Regions from separate parts of the Homo sapiens genome. Here region 1 is linked to region 2. A link is a loop called in an ENCODE intact Hi-C map of the cell type or tissue named here. Cell type or tissue: dorsolateral prefrontal cortex. All regions are shown on one strand. Links, peaks and the distances in the headings refer to the core of each region. The heading gives the core; the rest is flanking DNA. Region 1 overlaps RNF32-DT (RNF32 divergent transcript). Region 2 overlaps RNF32-DT (RNF32 divergent transcript).

The links. A loop is a pair of places that touch in the nucleus more often than their neighbours do. Peaks named below come from ENCODE experiments on the same cell type or tissue, not always from the same donor. Only the 100,000 strongest peaks of a DNase experiment are listed, where the experiment ranks them.
Region 1: a loop joins it to region 2, with 3 times the contacts of the local background. A loop is called at or near these places in 3 of 110 quality-filtered maps.

Annotation. Positions count from the first base shown.
Region 1 is chr7:156,511,314-156,520,006 of GRCh38, reverse strand. All of the region lies in intron 2 of RNF32-DT (RNF32 divergent transcript), which reads left to right. Among named protein-coding and RNA genes, the nearest start is that of LINC00244, 25 kb to the left of the region's middle. In dorsolateral prefrontal cortex, for the core only: a CTCF peak has its summit at 3,698 (motif pointing left); a DNase peak (open chromatin) is centred at 3,716; H3K4me3 peaks cover 703 bases.
Region 2 is chr7:156,574,382-156,583,074 of GRCh38, reverse strand. All of the region lies in intron 2 of RNF32-DT (RNF32 divergent transcript), which reads left to right. Among named protein-coding and RNA genes, the nearest start is that of LINC00244, 38 kb to the right of the region's middle. In dorsolateral prefrontal cortex, for the core only: a CTCF peak has its summit at 4,309; DNase peaks (open chromatin) are centred at 3,944, 4,387, 4,659 and 4,984; H3K4me3 peaks cover 2,149 bases; H3K27ac peaks cover 3,874 bases.

The DNA.
Region 1 (8,693 bases), core at 499-8,498, 63 kb after region 2:
TTGCTATGATGTCCTCCTGGGCTTACTGTGATGTCCTTGTAGGCCCTTACTATGTTTTCTTCCAAGGTCTCAAGTGTGATGTCCCCCAGGGCCTCACTGTGATATTTTTCTGGTCCTTACTGTGCTGTTCTCCTGGTTCTTCCTGTGACATCCTCCTTGGTTTTGTTCTCTGAAGCATTTCTGAGTTTCTTCCTCATTAAGCATCATCTCTCTGGAGCACTCCATGTCTTTCTTACTGGCTCTTTAATTTCTCTGACCACTTAAGTGCAGCATTTCCCAAACCATGCTTCACAGAGGGGAGTGATCTGTGAGAGGCTAACAGGTGTTTTGGGAAAGTAACTATGCAAGTGAGATGATTAAAAAATATTTGTAAGAAAAATATTAGACATATTTATGTTCTTCTGCTTATTACTTAGCAATCTGTTTTTCAGTAACGGGCCAAAAGCAAACAGGAAAACAAGCAGAGAAAGAGAAACAAAGGGAACCTCATACATAAAAAGCCAGGAACCTGACGAGCAATTAGCTTTGCATTTACCAACCATCTGTCTTCTCAAAGAACATTTATGTTGGGGAGATTTGACACCTCCCTTGATCTCCACTGGCCACCGTCATCCCTGCACAAGGACGGTGAATGCCTGCCATGTAGGCAAAACAGAGGGTCTACCATGCACATCCGAAAAACAGCGGGCCTACCACGCCCATCCGAATCCTAACTCATTGCCTTCGTCTCCTCTTGCAAATGGATGGCTGCCGCTCAGCCCCTCTATGTAGAAACTCTGTAGCCCAGATTTAATCTGTTCTGGTTTTCTCTTGTTGTGTCATAACCCCAACACCAGTGGCATCAAACGACAAACCTATCATGCTCACGGTGCTGTGAGCCAGGCATCCAGGCGTCCAGGCGTCCAGGTGTCCAGGCAGGTGCAGCAGGGCTGGTTGGTGTCTGCCCTGTGGTTGCTGGGGCGGCTCAAGTAGCCGGATGGGTCAGGGGTGGCTTCACTGGGGTCACTTGTGGAGCCTCGCTCATGCCTGTTGGCTCTTGGTTCCTCTTGAGTTGCAGCTTCGGGTGCTGGAACGTCTTAGAAGCTTTGTCAGTTGCTTCTCTGTCCTCTAGGGTGGGGTGGCTGGAAGAGTTGGGGCTGGCCAGGGACTTCGCTCCCTCCAGACAGCCTGTCCACTTGGCTGGCAGGGGCTTCTCCTCACATGGTGGTTTCTGGGTGGCCAAGGGCCTCACATGGTGTCTGGCCTCCCTTAGAGCAAGGATTCTGTGAGAAGGAGGTGGACGCTGCCGTCATGCTAATGCCTGGGCCCAGACCTGGGCCATCACTTCTGTCTCCTCATGTCGGCCCAGCAGTCACAGGCCCTGCCCATACTCCAGAGGTGGGGATGGAGCACGTGCGGGTAGATGAGGTGTGGGTCAGAGAGGTTGTGGCCATTTCAAATATGCACAGAGGCTTTTATCTTTCTCATCATCTTAGTGTATATTTTTGATATTGTTCGGTGTCATTGTGTATTGAAAGTTAATTAAATTTTGTTAATTTACTCAACTACAACAAGTATTTCATCTGAAGTTCATTTTTCCTGGTCATTTTAATCCAAGAGCTCATTATGGCTCTGAAGTCCCTCTGGGGTGTCCACCAGGCCATTACATTCATAAAATATTCTGTTATTGATGTCTGAGATGGATGGTGTGGAGAGCCACCATTTGCCTGTGTGTTCCTCTGCTGACAGACATGTGGCCATTGTGAATAGCACCGCCATGAACGTGGTGACTGCGGCCATCACAAGGACATGGCCTCCTGCCTGCCCCACAGGCAGAATCCGTCAGAGGTGTGCTTGTTGGTGAGCCTCCCTCACACAGCCTCACTCGTACAGTCTCCCACACAGCCTCCCTCATGGGCCTGCAATACACAGCTTCCCTTACACGCCCCCCTCACATGCCTCCCTCACACAGCCTCCCTCACACAGCCTTCCTCACGGGCCTTCCTCACAAAGTCTCCCACATGGCCTCCCTCATGGGCCTCTGGTACACAGCCTCTCTCACATGCCTCCCTCACACAGCCTCCTTCACACAGCCTCCCTCACACAGCCTCCCTCACACAGCCTCCTTCACACAGCCTCCCTCACACAGCCTCCCTCGCATAGCCTCCTTCACACAGCCTCCCTCACGGGCTTCCCTCACAAAGTCTCCCACATGGCCTCCCTCATGGGCCTCTGGTACACAGCCTCTCTCACATGCCTCCTTCACATAGCCTCCTTCACACAGCCTCCCACACAGCCTCCCTCACACAGCCTCCCTCACACAGCCTCCTTCACACAGCCTCCCTCACACAGCCTCCCTCACACAGCCTCCTTCACACAGCCTCCCTCACGGGCTTCCCTCACAAAGTCTCCCACATGGCCTCCCTCATGGGCCTCTGGTACACAGCCTCTCTCACATGCCTCCTTCACATAGCCTACCTCACACAGCCTCCTTCACAGCCTCCCTCACACAGCCTCCCTCACACAGCCTCCCTCATAGCCTACCTCACACAGCCTCCCTCACGGGCTTCCCTCACATGCGTCCCTCACACAGCCTCCTTCACAGCCTCCCACACAGCCTCCCTCACACAGCCTCCCTGACAGCCCCCCTGAAACAGCCTGCCTCACACAGCCTCCCTCACACAACCTACATGACAGCCTCCTTCACATAGTCTCCCTCACACAGCCTCCCTCACAGCCTCCCCAGCACAGCCTCCCTGATGCAGCTTCCCTCACACAGCCTACCAGAAAGCCTCCCACACAGCCTCCCTCACATGCCTCCCTCACACAGCCTCCCTCACACAACCTTCATGACAGCCTCCTTCACATAGTCTCCCTCACACAGCTTCCCTCACAGCCTCCCCGACACAGCCTCCCCAACATAGCCTCCCTGATGCAGCTTCCCTCACACAGCCTACCACAAAGCCTCCCAAACAGCCTCCCACACAGCCTCCCTCATATGCCTCCCAGACAGCCTCCCTCACACAGCCTCCATGACAGCCTCCTTCACCCAGCCTCCCTCACACAGTCTCCCTCATGAACCTCCCATACATAGCCTCTCTCACATGCCTCCCGTACACAGCCTGCTACACAGCCTCCCTCAGCAGGGATGGTGAAGAGGGATTGAACCTCCAGCCTGGAAACAAGGGAGGCAGCTAGAGGAGGAGCAGGAGGCAGAAGGCTGGACAGGAGGAAAACGATGACTGCTCCCTGCATATATATGTGCTCAGAATTTCCTGGAAACACGCCGTCCTAGAAACAGATCAGGCTGTCAGACTGCGACACCTCCCCTTTTCGAAAGGCGACAGTCTTGATTTATGGAACGGACACAAATGACTCCCCTTCGCTTCAGCGACCATCTTCCTTTCGTGTTCGACTCAGGCTTTGTTAGGATGGAGGGGGCCAGGAAGGGTTTTGGTTGGAGAGCCCTGGGGCGGGCTGTGGAGTTGTAAGGCAAGTGAATGAGTAGAAACGGTTTAAAAAAGGACTGTGGACTTTAGACGCTCAGTGTCGTGAGTGACTGAAATGATAGTCAACCTAAGGTCATGTCCAACAGAAATGTCAACAAAATGGAATGCAAAAAAAAAAAAAAAAAAGCCGAACAAGCAAACGAAAATAAGGGTTGAGAGTCTGGTCGCTCTGACCTTGAATGAGTTAGTGTCATGTGCTGCCACCCAGTGTGAAGGCAAACGGCTTTTGTGAAAACAGCGTTCTTGGTGGGGTTCGGCTTCTCCGGCCTCTCCAGGTCTGGGCAGCAGAATCTTCATAGAAAAAGCCCCATGGGCCGCTCCAGTGTGGGTGCTGCCTGCAGCTGTGCCTGGCATTGTCTGCGTGGAACCTCCTGCTGGTGCCAAAGGTCCCGATGAGGCTGGGTGAGCCTATACAGTGCAGTGAGAATGGCAAGCACTAATGTGAGCATGAACAGTAGTAATGGCAGCATTAGCATGTGGCGTTTATGGAGTGCCAACTTTGTGTCGGGCACTGGTCTAAGATGGTTGCATGTCTTACAGCCGCCCAGTGGGGTTAAGCACGGTCATTGTCCCCATTTCTTAGAGGGAAACTGAGTCAAGACCGAGTTCCTTCCTGAGGTTATACAGATGGGAAGTACAGGAGCCAGGATGTGAGCCAGACGATGGCCTCCAGAACTTGTGTCCCCAGCTGCGAGAGGCCCACACAGCAGCCTGTGGGAATACCGACTGTGGGATGGAGTGTGAATTCCCAGCTCTCCTTCCCTAGGGGTCTGGGGGAAGTGTCTCTCGGATGCAAGAGAACACTCTTACTTTGATCCTGTCTGACTCTTCGCGCATTATGGAGTTTCTGTTGCCTTCCCTCATCTGACGTAGCTCTGGACCCCGCTGGTTTGTTCTGGGAAGGGCTCCTCTCCCTCAGGGACTCAGGAAACCCCAAACTGCCACTGACTTCCCAGGCCTGTGATTCACACTGTTCTTGGTGGCTTTTGTGGGGGAAGAATAAGCTTTAATAATTATAAGGCCCCTTAGAGAGCATCGGTAGCCTGAAGGAATCAAACTGTCAAACTCACTTTTCAATTTTCCAAACCTTACTGTCCCACCCAAGAATTTGGGCAAGTTAATTTTTTCCTTTAAATTATTAGTAAAAATAATGCCCTGTGAATGATTTCTTGGGAAAGCCAATGTAATAGAAACAAAAAAGTGTTAATTTTGGGAAAACATCTGGGGTTCAAACTGAAATGAAATTGACATAAGAGAGGCACAGTGGAGAGATTTGGCATGGCTAGGAAAATAGCTTCTGTATTCTCTTTTTCATCTGTGTCCTGCTTGTTTGAGGCGAGCATAACAACCGTTTCACTCGATGCAATATGTCTATTTCATCTTGAAGACTGGCACTGGGAGTTAGCAGGGCCACACATGAAAGCCCTGCTCTGCACTTCGAGGCCCTTCTAATCTTGTTAGAAGTCGAAAGTCCTCAGCTCTGAGCTATTAGAATATGTGGGACTAGGAGAGACATGAAATACTCTGCACTTTGGGAGGATGGAAAAGCACACTGAAGGAAGGAGGTAACGCAGCTGGCATCCCCAAAAGCTTGTTCACAAATACTTATTAAGTGTCTTCTGTCTGCAAAGTCATGTGATAGTGTTATGTGGATTACGACAATAATTACTTGAGCAACCCCTCTGCAAGGGAAATCCAACACATCAACACAAATAACCATGGCACGCGGTGCGCAGTGAGGAGCAACACAGTAAGTACAGGTTGTTCTTGATGTTCGAAGGAGGGAAACGCTGCTCCAAGCTCTGGAAGGTCCGAGAGCAGAGGCGGATGGGAGGGTGAGGAGCATCGGAAGGCGGGACATGGAACAGAGGACAAAGAATGGGAATGGTCTTGACAAAGTCCTGGGGTTTGAATGGGTAGAGACGGTGGAATGGGATTTGAAGTCACTGGATCAGATACGTAAACCATTTAGGGTTGAAAAGCATAAGATGTCTGTGGTTACCAAATGAATGGGTCTGTGGAAGACAAAAATGGGTAAGCAGGTGAGTGAGACAGGACCATACAGGGCCAGGATGCAGAGGCCCCGGGTTCCCAGCACAAGTGTCCTTTACTAAGTAAGCAATGTGGGGGTTTTCCCACACACACGTGAACGCACACACACACACACCCATAGCTTTATTGATGTATAATTTACCTAAAATGCACCTCACTCCATTAGAGTGTACTATTCACTGGGTTCTGATGGATGTGAAGTCCTGTAACTACCACCACAATAACGTTTCAGAATACTTCCATCACCCCCCAAATTCCCTCCTGTCCCTTTGCAGGTAATTCCAGCTCCTACCCCAGCCTCTGGCAATCACTAACCTGCTTTCTCCCTCGATAGCTTCACCTTTCCTGGAATTTCATGTAAAGAGAATCATACAGTATGGAGTCTCCCATGACTGGCTTCCCTCTGGGGCATGACATGGTAGAGTCACCCATGCTGCTGCATATGTTAAGAGTTGAGTTGTTTTTATCGCTGAGTAATATTTCATTGCATGGTTATACTACATTTTGTTTACTCACCAGTTGATGGATATTTGGGTTCTTTCCAGTTTTTGGCTATTATGAATGATGCTATTACGAACATTCACATAAAACTTTTAATGTGGACGTATTTCTTCATTTTTCTTGGGTAGATGCCTAGAAGTGGGATTGATGGGTTTGTTGGTAAGTGTATGTTTAACTTAATAAGAAATTGCCAAAACTGTTTCCATTTTCTACATCCAGCGATAATGTATGTATATTATTTCATCAACTTAGCTAAAGGTTTATAAATGTTATTGATCTTTCTAAGAACCATTTCTTGGCTTCATTGATTTTTAACTATTGCTTGCCTTTTGTCCATTTCATTGATTTCTACACTATCTTGATGATCTCTTTCCTTCTTACTTTGGGTTTAATTTGACCTTTTCCTAGCTTCTTAAAATGGCATTTCATATCATTGACTATAGACTTTAAGCTGTCAGCAGTAAGCATGCTACTTTAGCTACGTCTCACAAATTTTGGTATGTTGTGTTTTCATTTTCATTTTGTTCCAGATATGTTTTCCTTATGATGTCTCCTTTGACCTATTGATTATGTATAAGCATTGTGTGTGCAGTTTCCACATATTTGGGGATTTGCCAGAATATTTTTTCTGTTTTAATTTAAAATTTTATTCTGCTGTGGTCAGAGAACATACTCTTCATGATTTCAGTCTCTTTAAATGTATAGAGAATTGCTTTATCCCAGGATGTGGTCTATCCTGTTGAATGTTCCCTGTGTGTTTGAAAAGAATGTATATTTTACTGTTGTTGAGTGGAATGCTTTCCAGATGTCAGTTGTTTGACAGTGTTGCTCAAGTCTTCTATGATCTTGCTGGTGTTCTATCTACTTGATCTACGAATTATGGATGGAGGAGTAGTGAAACATCTAGCTATAACTAGTTGTCTATTTCTTCTTTCGATTCTGTCAGTTTTGCTTCCTGTATTTGGAGTTCTATTGTTAGGTGCATATATGCCTAAATTATTATATATTTCTTCTACATTGGACATTTTATCATTATGAAATGTACCTCTTTGTCTTGAGTAATATTCTTTAGCTTAAAACTATTCGTGTGATATTAACATAGCCAATCTACTGCTCTCATATGTACAGTTTGCATATCTTTTCACTTTTACTGTCTTTGTAGCTTTGATTTAAAATATGTCTTATGTAGAAAGCATATAGTTAGATCTAGTCTCACAATCTCTGCCTTTTGATTGGAGTGGCAAGTAAATTTATATTTAATGTAATTATTGATATGCTTAGATTCATGTCTGTCATTTTGCTCTCTTGTTCTTCCTTCTTTTGTATTAAATATTTAAGTGGAACATTTTTATATCTCTATTGATTTCTTAGCTATATTTCTTTGTGTGCTTTAAAAATTATTTGTAGTTGTTCTAGGGATTATGTAAGTATTTTAAACTTATCACGATCTACTTCAAGTTGTTACTGACTTTCTTCTGGTAAAATATAGGCACTTTGTACTCATATAGCTTCATTTTCTCTTCCCTTTCTTTTTGCTGTTGTTGATACACACACACACACGTACATATATATATATGTATGTATAACATATATGTGCATGATGTATATATGTATAAAATCTATATTTATACAATTAGAATTAAAATATATATAATATTACACATATGTATATACATACACACATATGCACACACACACACATTCGTATATGTTAAAATCCAACAACACAGTATATATTTTTTGCTTTAAACACTCTTTAAAAGAAATTAAGAGATAAAAAGAAAAGTATATATTCTTGTGTATTTATGCAGATTATAACTCGTATTTACCATTTCTGGCATGTTTTATTCTTTCCTATGGATCTGAGTTACTATCTGGTGTCATTTCCCTTCAGCCCACAGGAATTCTTTTATCATTGTTTGTAGTGAAGTTCTAATAGCAACAAACTCTGTTTTTTTTTTTCTTTTTTTTTTTTTTTGATATGGAGTCTTGCTCTGTCACCCAGGGTGGTGTATAGTGACGCAATCTCAGCTCACTGCAACCTCTGCCTCCCAGGTTCAAGCAATTCTCCTGCCTCAGCCTCTTGAGTAGCTGGAATTACAGGTGCATGCCACCATGCCTGGCTAATTTTTGTATTTTTTAGCAGAGATGGGGTTTTGCCATGTTGGCCAGGGTGGTCTTGAACTCCTGACCTCAAGTGATCTCCTGCCTTAGCCTCCCAAAGTGTTGGGATTACAGGCATGAGCCACCACGCCTGGCCTCTATCTGTATTTTCATATCTAGGAAAGTTTTAATTTCATTACCATGTTTGAAGGATAGTCTAACTGAATATAGAATTCTTGGTTGATAGTTTTATTCTTTTTGCACTTGAATATGTCATGTCTATTGGCCACATGGTTTCTGGTGAGAAATTAACTTTAAATTGTATCTCTGTTTCTCTATATGTGATATGTTATTTTTCTCTTGCCGCTTTTTAGATTTTCTCTTTATCTTTGGCTTTCAGCAGTTTGACTATAATGTGTCCAATTGTGGCTTTCTTATTGTTCATCTTACTTGGGGTTGGTGAGTTTCTTGGATCTGTAAGTTAGTGTTTTTCACCAAAACTGGGAAGTTTTTGTAAACTATTTCTTCAAATAATTTTTTTCCCTTCTT
Region 2 (8,693 bases), core at 518-8,517:
AGAAAATAAGTAGGAGAGCTAAACTCAAATGTATATCTGTGAATTCAAGGACTGTGTGTGTGTATGTGTGTCTGTTTGTGTGTCTTACCCCATTCCATCTCATTCCTGCACCCCAAGTCACAAACTAAAAACCCACGGGGCCCAGCAGGTGGTGCCCGTGAGTGAGCTGGCTGTGAGGCAATGGAGAATGGCAAGGCTTGTGTAGAAGTGGAGAGTCCACGCACCATCTAAGGGCATTCGATATGAATCTTCAAAATTCTGTGCTTGCTACAAAGCACGCCTGCTGAGGTATTTTCCTGGGAGCCGCCTTATGTAAAAATTTGGAAAAGCAGCGGCCTGGGCCTAGGGCTTCCATGTTCATTGCAGCACGGTTCACAGTAGCCAAGATATGGACGTGACCTATGCGTCCATCAGCAGATAAAAAAGATGTGTGTGAGAGAGATATACACACATATGTGCGTGTGTGTGTACACACATATATACACACAAAATGGAATATTATTCAGCCATGAAAAGAAGGAAATTCTGTCATTTATGACAACCTGGGTGAACTTGGAGGACATGGAGTAGAATAAGCCAGGTACAGAAGAAGGACAATTCTGCATATTCTCACTTAGATGCGGAATCTAAAAAAGTTGAACTCATAGAAGCAGAAGAATGGTGGTTACCAAGACAAAATCTTGATATTATCTTGGTTCTTAGAAATGCAGGATATTCACCTAGACTGTCATGATGTGGTTAAAATGGGTGAAGATGCTGCGTGACACAGGGAGAGGCAGCAGGACTTAGAAATGTGTAGGCTTTATAAGTTTGTAAAAGATTAAAATATTATCATTATTTATAGAGCATTACTTAGTGAAATACCAGTGAGCTCTCTCTCTCTCTCTCTCTCTCTCTCTCTCTCTCTCTCTCTCCCCCTCTCTCTCTCTCTCTCTCTCTCTCCGTCTCTCTCTCTCTCTCTCTCTCTCTCTCTTTACATTAATACTAAAGTTCCAGCTGGGCGTGGTGGCTCAGGCTTGTAATCCCAGCACTTTGGGTGGCCGAGGTGGGCGGATCACCTGAGGTCAGGAGTTTGAGACCAGCCTGACCAACATGGAGAAACCCCGTGTCTACTGAAGATACAAAATTAGCCGGACGTGGTAGCACATGTCTGTAATCCCAGCTACTCGGGAGGCTGAGGCAGGAGAATCGCTTGAACCTCGGAGGCAGAGGTTGTGGTGAGCTGAGATCACGCCACTGCACTCCAGCCTGGGCTACGAGAGTGAAAATTCTTCTCAAAACAAACAAACACACAAGCACACTAAAGTTCCACACTTTCAGTTAACTATATGTGGGCATGGTCTTTGGGCCCCGCAGAGTGCAGTTGTGCACACAGCTATCTATCTGTTTGGCTCCACGTCTTACCTTTCTGATGGATGAACCTAAGTCTAGAGTTTAATGGAGATAAAGCATCAAGATGGCACACAGTATCAAGAAACAGTATGCAGAGACTGTGTAAGGAAATACTCCTTTTTACAAATAAAGTATACTATATTTGGATGATTATGTAACTTTACAATTCAAAGATGGAGTTACAAGAAACATTTTGTGTTATGGCAACACGAAACTGGCTTTTTCTCAGCCTCTGTTGGGCATTGTCATGTGTGAGTATTCACATTTCATCGAGTTTAATTTCTTCTGTTGAGACTATCATAAAACGGCATTAATTTCTTCCTCACTTTCTGATTTTCTATCATTTTTTCACCTTTGCCATGTTCCCCTGGACTCCCTCCTAATGTTGGAGGAGCCCATGCCGAGGTGCTCCCACGCCACCCCAGGGCCTCATCTGTCTGCCTCCATCCTCGCCCTGCCTGAGGCTTTCTGCCTTCTGGTCTTTCTTCCTTTCTTCCATCTACACAGGTGTGCTGGGTAGATGCGCCTTCCTCTCTCCACCTGAGGCCCCTCCAGCTGCAACACTCTCTCGATGGCCAAACTTCCACAAAGCATTGCCTTCCTTCCCGTCTCCCACAGATGCTTCACCACGTCCGGCCCCCAGCTCCTCTCTTCCTCTGTCCACAGCTACTGCTCATGGACTACAACATGCCACGTCTGCATTTTGGATTTTGACTGTCTTGAGCTTGCCGCTCACATCTGTGGTTACCTCCTGGACATCACTGCACATGCTGCAGCATCTCAAACTCATTTCACTTTCTTCAAAACACCCCCTGATGTTTCTTTCAGTGAATCCTCTGTCCAGCTACATGTATTGCTTATGGCTGACACCCATCCCTCACCACGTACCAGCTGTAGCCTTGGGAACTACATTTGATGCGTCTGGGCCTTAGTTTCCCCATTTGTAAAGTGATGATGAAAAATCATACTCATTTCGTAGGGCTATTGTGAAAATTCAGTGTGTTAATATACGTAAAGCCTATTGAAGAAGGCTTGGCATGTTGAAAGGGTTCAACATGTGTTATCATATAGCTTTGATTCTGGTTTTACAAAAGTAGATCATACTATGCTATCTTTTTTTTTTTTTTTTTTTTTGCCTTTGAGACAGAATCTTGCTTCATCTAGGCTGGAGTGCAGTGGTGCAATCTCGGCTCACTGCAACCTCTGCCTCCGGGGTTCAAGTAATTCTCGTGCCTCAGCCACTCCAGTAGCTGAGATGACAGGCATGTGCCACCACGTCGGCTAATTTGTGTACTTTTTGTAGAGATGGGGTTCACCACGTTGGCCAGCCTGGTCTTGAACTCCTGGGCTCAAGCGATCCACCCACCTTGGCTTCCCAAAGTGCTGGGATTACAGGCATGAGCCACCGTGCCCAGCCTTATGCAATCTTTTTAAATCCAGTATTTTGTGGACCTCTTTTCAGGTCATGTTACCTGTTTTTCAAAATGTTTGTCCAGTGTTGCATGGTAGAGATGCTTGTGAAATGCTCTTCCTGTGCGTCGATGACACGCCTCTGATTTCCTCCCCCATCCTCTGGCTGTCCTTGTCCAAGGGTCCTTTGTGGGGTCTTTGTTTTGGGTCCTACCTGGAACATTCTGATTGTTCAGGGTTTTGTTCCAGACCTTCTTCCCTTTTCTCTTTATGCACTTCCTTGTTTGTGAGCTCACCCCACCACCCTGATGTTAACATACGCCAAGTCTCCAAAATCTGTATGTCTAGCGGAGCTCTCTCCCCACCTGCCTCTGGTCACCTGCACTTGAATGTTTTCAAGGCACTTCAACTTCTACAAGTCATTTTCACCCAGGCATGACACCTCATCCCTCTGGCTTTCCCGCAGAAATTCAGGAATCACACTTGCTTTCTCGCCTGCCGCCCCTCCCCCCACCACTCACAGACACACCACCACCCCATGGACTCGCCTCTGAACTTGTCACAAGTCCCTCTCATCCCCATTGCCTTGGCCTATCCCCTCTCACATGGTGGCTGCCCAGCTGGCCCCTCGTAACCCTTCCTCACCCTGCAGGCACAGAGATCCCCCTCCAAAAAACCGGGCTGTGTCTTTTCTTTCCTTAAAACCCTTCAGAATCTCCCTGGCACACCGAATGCTCACAGCTCTTGGGCTCTGCCTCCACGGAACCCTCCACTTTTGTGTTTGGCCGTTTCCTGTCATGGAACTATCTTCCATTTCTCAGTCTCTGGGCGGCTCTCACCTCTGGGTCTTCATGTGTGTTGTTCTCAGACTGGACCCTTCTTCCTCTAGCAAGCAGGGGAGCAGATTCTTGGCATCCTTCAGATCCCAAGGTAAACGCCGCCTCCTCCAGGTCTTCCTGGGTCTTTTCTTTCTCCGTAGGGCAGCTGCCCTTGTGTTTGTCCCCACTCCCCCCCGCCCCCCCACCACCTCCCCGGGCTTCCCTAACCCAGCTGTGATCATGAGGACTCAATTGCTTGTCTGTTTTGGTCTCATTCACCATTGTCATCACGCCCTCTGGGCTTAGCAGTGTCTGACGCGTTGTGGGACTCACAGCCTTTGCTGAGTTGAATTGCTTTTGGAGTCAGTGCCCATTTGCAAAGGCTGTGGAGCCTCCTGTGAGGAAGATGCACAGATGCATCTGCTCCCCAGTTACTGGTGACCTTGGTGTTCAGACCCCCTGAGCCCAGGCTGTGAACTCCGGTCCTGGGGCGTCACACGTCTCTAGGGTACACACACTGCGTGGCGGCCAGCGCGGGTATGTCCTCGGCCCCCTCAGCGCTCCGTGCCCCTTCAGCACAGAAGCGAAGGGTCCAGCGCTGTTTTAGGCACTTTGTGTGTGTCATACCGTGTAGTCACCATGGATGAGATGTGTACCCAGCTTGCAGGTGGAGAGCCTGAGGCACAGAGAGGGCGAGTGACTCCAAGGTCACTCGGGTGGCCGTGGGTCAGCCGGGATGGCAGCCAGCGTCCGCCCTGCTGGCCAGCATGCAGCACTGCCCCCCGAGGACACCCAGGGCTGCTTGGCGTGCGTGGTGGTGGCGGATCACGGCGAAGCCAGGGGTCTGTCTCTGACCAGTCGTATTTCTCCTGTAGAACGCTGCCGAAGCAGTGTCAGGCACAGGTCGGGCTGTCAGGTGAATATCAGGCTGGGAGGAGAAAATGCTCAGAATGGATGCATGCCCTCCTTTTCCTCCCTGGCAGGTGTTCTAAAGAAAAAGAAATTAGGTCTGGGCCAGAGGATGTCCTCAGCGCCTCAGAGGAGGAGGAGCAAAGCAGGGGCCGCAGGAGCAGGACCGCTTGTTCCCGATTCCGCAGCTTCTGAACATCATGAAGACTGAGTGCATTGAGATGCATAAAAAATACTTCTGACCTTCATTGTCATTTGGAGAGATGCTTTTTTTTTTGTTATGAATTCCCCCTTTTCTGACATTTCGTCTTTGGTAAGTTAGATAATGCAGACAGCTCTTCCTACAAATCTGATGTTCTATTATTACCCCATTGGCAGCTCAATGTGGAGCAGTCACCAAAGGGGACAATTGACAAAGGCATGTCTGTCTTGGCCTCTGTCCAAGGGGCTTAGTTCTTTAAGTGTGAGGACTGTAAGACGGCCTTATTAATAAGGAAGATGAGCTTGGAGGATTGCCTGCTCACAGCTGCTTGCATCTCATAGAGGTTTTAGCTCTGTAAAACAACTAAGCAGGCATTGCTGTCTCTACTGACAACTCTGGAAATTAAGAAAACAAGCTGGGTGTGGAAGTGCGCGCCTGTGGTCCCAGCTACTCGGGAGGCTGAGGCAGGAGGATCACTTGAACCCAGGAGTTCGAGGTTGCAATGAGGCATGATTGCATCACTGCACTCCAGCCTGGGCAAAGAGCAAGACCCTGACTTTAAGGAAAAAACAAAATAAAACAACACAGAGAAGTTAAAGTGATTTGTCCAGTTATGAAACAGAGAGATAGCATAAAGGTTAGGAACTGGGTTTTATGGTGCCTTCCCCTTTTATTTAATCTCCCTCAGTCAGCGCCTTCCAGAATGTGGTAAGTGGAGAGGCCCAAATTCTAAGATGAATGATTCATGGTGTGTGTGTATACTTGTATGTATTTATAATTGAGATCATTTTACATTCAATAAGATGCGGAGATCTGAGGTGCTCAATTTGAGTCTTAACACACACATATCCATGTAGCCCTGCCCCAAACAAAATGCAGAACCTTTTTATCATCCCAGAAAAGTTCCCTCATGACCCTCTTTAGTCATTCCTCATTTCCTGCTCCCAAATCAGGCAACCACTTTCTGAATTCTGTCACCATGGGTGAATGTTGCCTGTTCCTGGAGTTGATGGACAGCATAGACTCTCTTGGGTCTGACTTCTTCCACCCAGTAACGCATTTGAAATTGATCCCCACGGTCATATACATCAGTAGTTCGTTCCTGTTTATTGCTGAATAGTCCTCGGTGGTATAAATATGCCACAATTAAACAAATATGAATGAATTACTTTTGACTTTACTTTTTCCCCTTGCATTGAATTGTTTTGTGTTGTAGGATGGTGCTACCTGTATGAGAAGCGCAGCGTGTGCCTTGCTATGCTATGTTCTGTCTGAGCGGCTCATCTCCTTAGCCCGTCCCTCATTGCATGATTAATTAACCGACCCTCACCTCCCCAGACAGATGCTCACTGACACCCATCACACACCAGGCAGTGGTCTGCACCTCAGAGATGTGGTGGTATTTTAAAACGCCCACATTCCTGCCCCCGCAGAGTGGACAGTCAGGTGGGGAAGACAGACAGCAGGAGGTGTTGGCAGAACGTGCGGCCTGTCCTGGGTGATTAATGAAGGTTAGGGAGGAAAATCAACTTGGAAGGGAATAGAAAGTAACGGTGTAGAGTGCAGTTTCAGAGCGAGTAACCGGGGAGAAGCATGGGAGAAAGACCTGAAGAGGAAAGGGAATTCCGCGTGGATATTTTGGGGAGCACCTTCCAGGTGGAGGGGAAACCAACTGCAAAGGTGCGAGACAGGAGCAAACCTCAAATTCAAGAGCAATTCAAGAGCAACGCGTGCGGTTGGTGTGTGGTGGGTGTGACCAGAGTGAGCCCAGGGGGAAGGGGAAGGGTGGACTCTAGGACCCGGTTAGGGACTTGGGTTATTTGCTTGGAAGCTCAATGCCATCTTCCTATTTGGAGGGGACAAAGCTCTGGCGAACATCTTGTTTGATAGCCAGATTTGGGATGTATTAATTAACGGAGGGGATTGCATCATCTATGTCCCCCAGGTGGCAATGCTTGAGACACAGGAGTCTCTCATTTGCTTAGATAAACCAGAAATCAAAGCAAAATAAAACATATGAGTTTTGAAAACAGAAAGCAGATTGGTCTTATTGGCAACTTGAGAAATCTTTCTTGGTCCTAGAGAAGGATATTCCTTTAGTGGCTGGCGTTGGCTTCAGTCGCTACTCCCTAATGGAAGCAGCTGGCTCAGTGCCTGGGCAGCACCTCTCACTCAGGGCTGGAGAGGACTCAGCAGGATGGGTCTAGAAAGTTCTGGGGAAGCCAGAAGCTTATACGATTTTGGGAATGCTTTTAAGTAAAAGGACATAAAATTATGAAGACAAATTGCTGGGACTCTCTTGGAGTCTTGGAAGGACCCGGGGAATGATACGTTCCTTTGCTTCAGGGAGAATGTGTCCTGATGGGGAGGGGAAGATGGATCCCAGGAGGGGCTAAAAAGGTCCGAGTCATATTTGTATGGAAGCCATTTATAAGCTCTTCTCACTGCCCTAATACAATTTACATGAATGCAAAGTTATGAAACTACCCCTTTCCTTTTTCGTTTTCCCTTTCATGTTGCATTTTGTGATGTTTTGCTCCTAAAGGGAATTTTCTAAAAACTAAAAGTAAATTTATTGAAGGTTTGCATAACATAAAATTAACCAATTTATTAATTTTTTTATTTAAACATACTCAATGTATTTCCATCTAGTTTTGTTAATTTCAAATTGTCCCAAATTGTTCCTGGGAACCTTTTCGCATAGCATTTTTTTTTAATCCTTCACGCCCTTCCACCCTTCCCCCTAAGTCCTGAAAGTCCATGGTATCATTCTTATGCCTTTGCATCCTCATAGCTTAGCTCCCACTTATGAGTGAGAACATATGATGTTTGGTTTTCCATTCCTGAGTTACTTCTCTTAGAAGAATGATCTCCAACTCCATCCAGGTTGCTGTGAATGCCATTCTTTCTTTCCTTTTTATGGTTGAGTAGTATTCCATGATACATATATATATGTGTGTGTATATATATATATATCTCACATTTTCTTTATCCACTCAGTTAATAGGCATTTAGGCTGGTTCCATATTTTTGCAATTGCGAATTGAGCTGCTATAAACATTCATGTATAAGTGTCCTTTTCATATAGTGACTTATTTTCCTCTGAGTAGATACCCAGTAGTGTGATTGCTGGATCCAGTGGTAGTTCTACCTTTAGTTCTTTAAGGAATCTCCATACTGTCTTCCACAGTAGTTGCACTAGTTTACATTCCCACCAGCAGTGTAAAAGTGTTCCCTTTTTTATCATATCCATGCCAACATCTGTTATTTTTTGATTTTTTGATCATGGCCATTCTTGCAGAAGTAAGGTGGTGTTGCATTGTGGTTTTGATTTGCATTGTGATTATTAGCGATGTTGAGCATTTTTTCCTATGTTTGTTGGCCATTTGTATATCTTCTTTTAAGAATTGTCTGTTCATGTCCTTTGCCCACTTTTTGACAGGATTATTTGTTTTTTTCTTGCTGGTTTGTTTGAGTTCCTTATAGATTCTGGATATTAGTCCTTTGCTGGATCCATAGTTTGCAAATATTTTCTCCCACTCTGTGGGTTGTCTGCTTACTCTGCTGATTGTTTCCTTTGCTGTGCAGAAGCTTTTTAGTTTAATTAAGTCCCATCTGTTTATTTTTGTTCTTGTTGCATTTGCTTTTGGATTCTTGGTCATGAACTCTTTGCCTAAGCCAATGCCTAGAATGGTTTTTCTGATATTATCTTCTAGAGTTTTTATGGCTTCAGGTCTTAAAGTCCTTGATCCGTCTTGAGTTGATTTTTTCTATAAGGTGAGAGATGAGGATTCAGCTTCATTCTTTCACATGTGACTAGCCAATTATCCCAGCACCACTTGTTGAATAGGGTGTCCTTTCTCCACTTTATGTTTTTGTTTGCTTTCTTGAAGATCAGTTGCCTATAAATATTTGGCTTTATTTTTGAGTATTCTGTTCCATTGGTCTACATGCCAATTTTT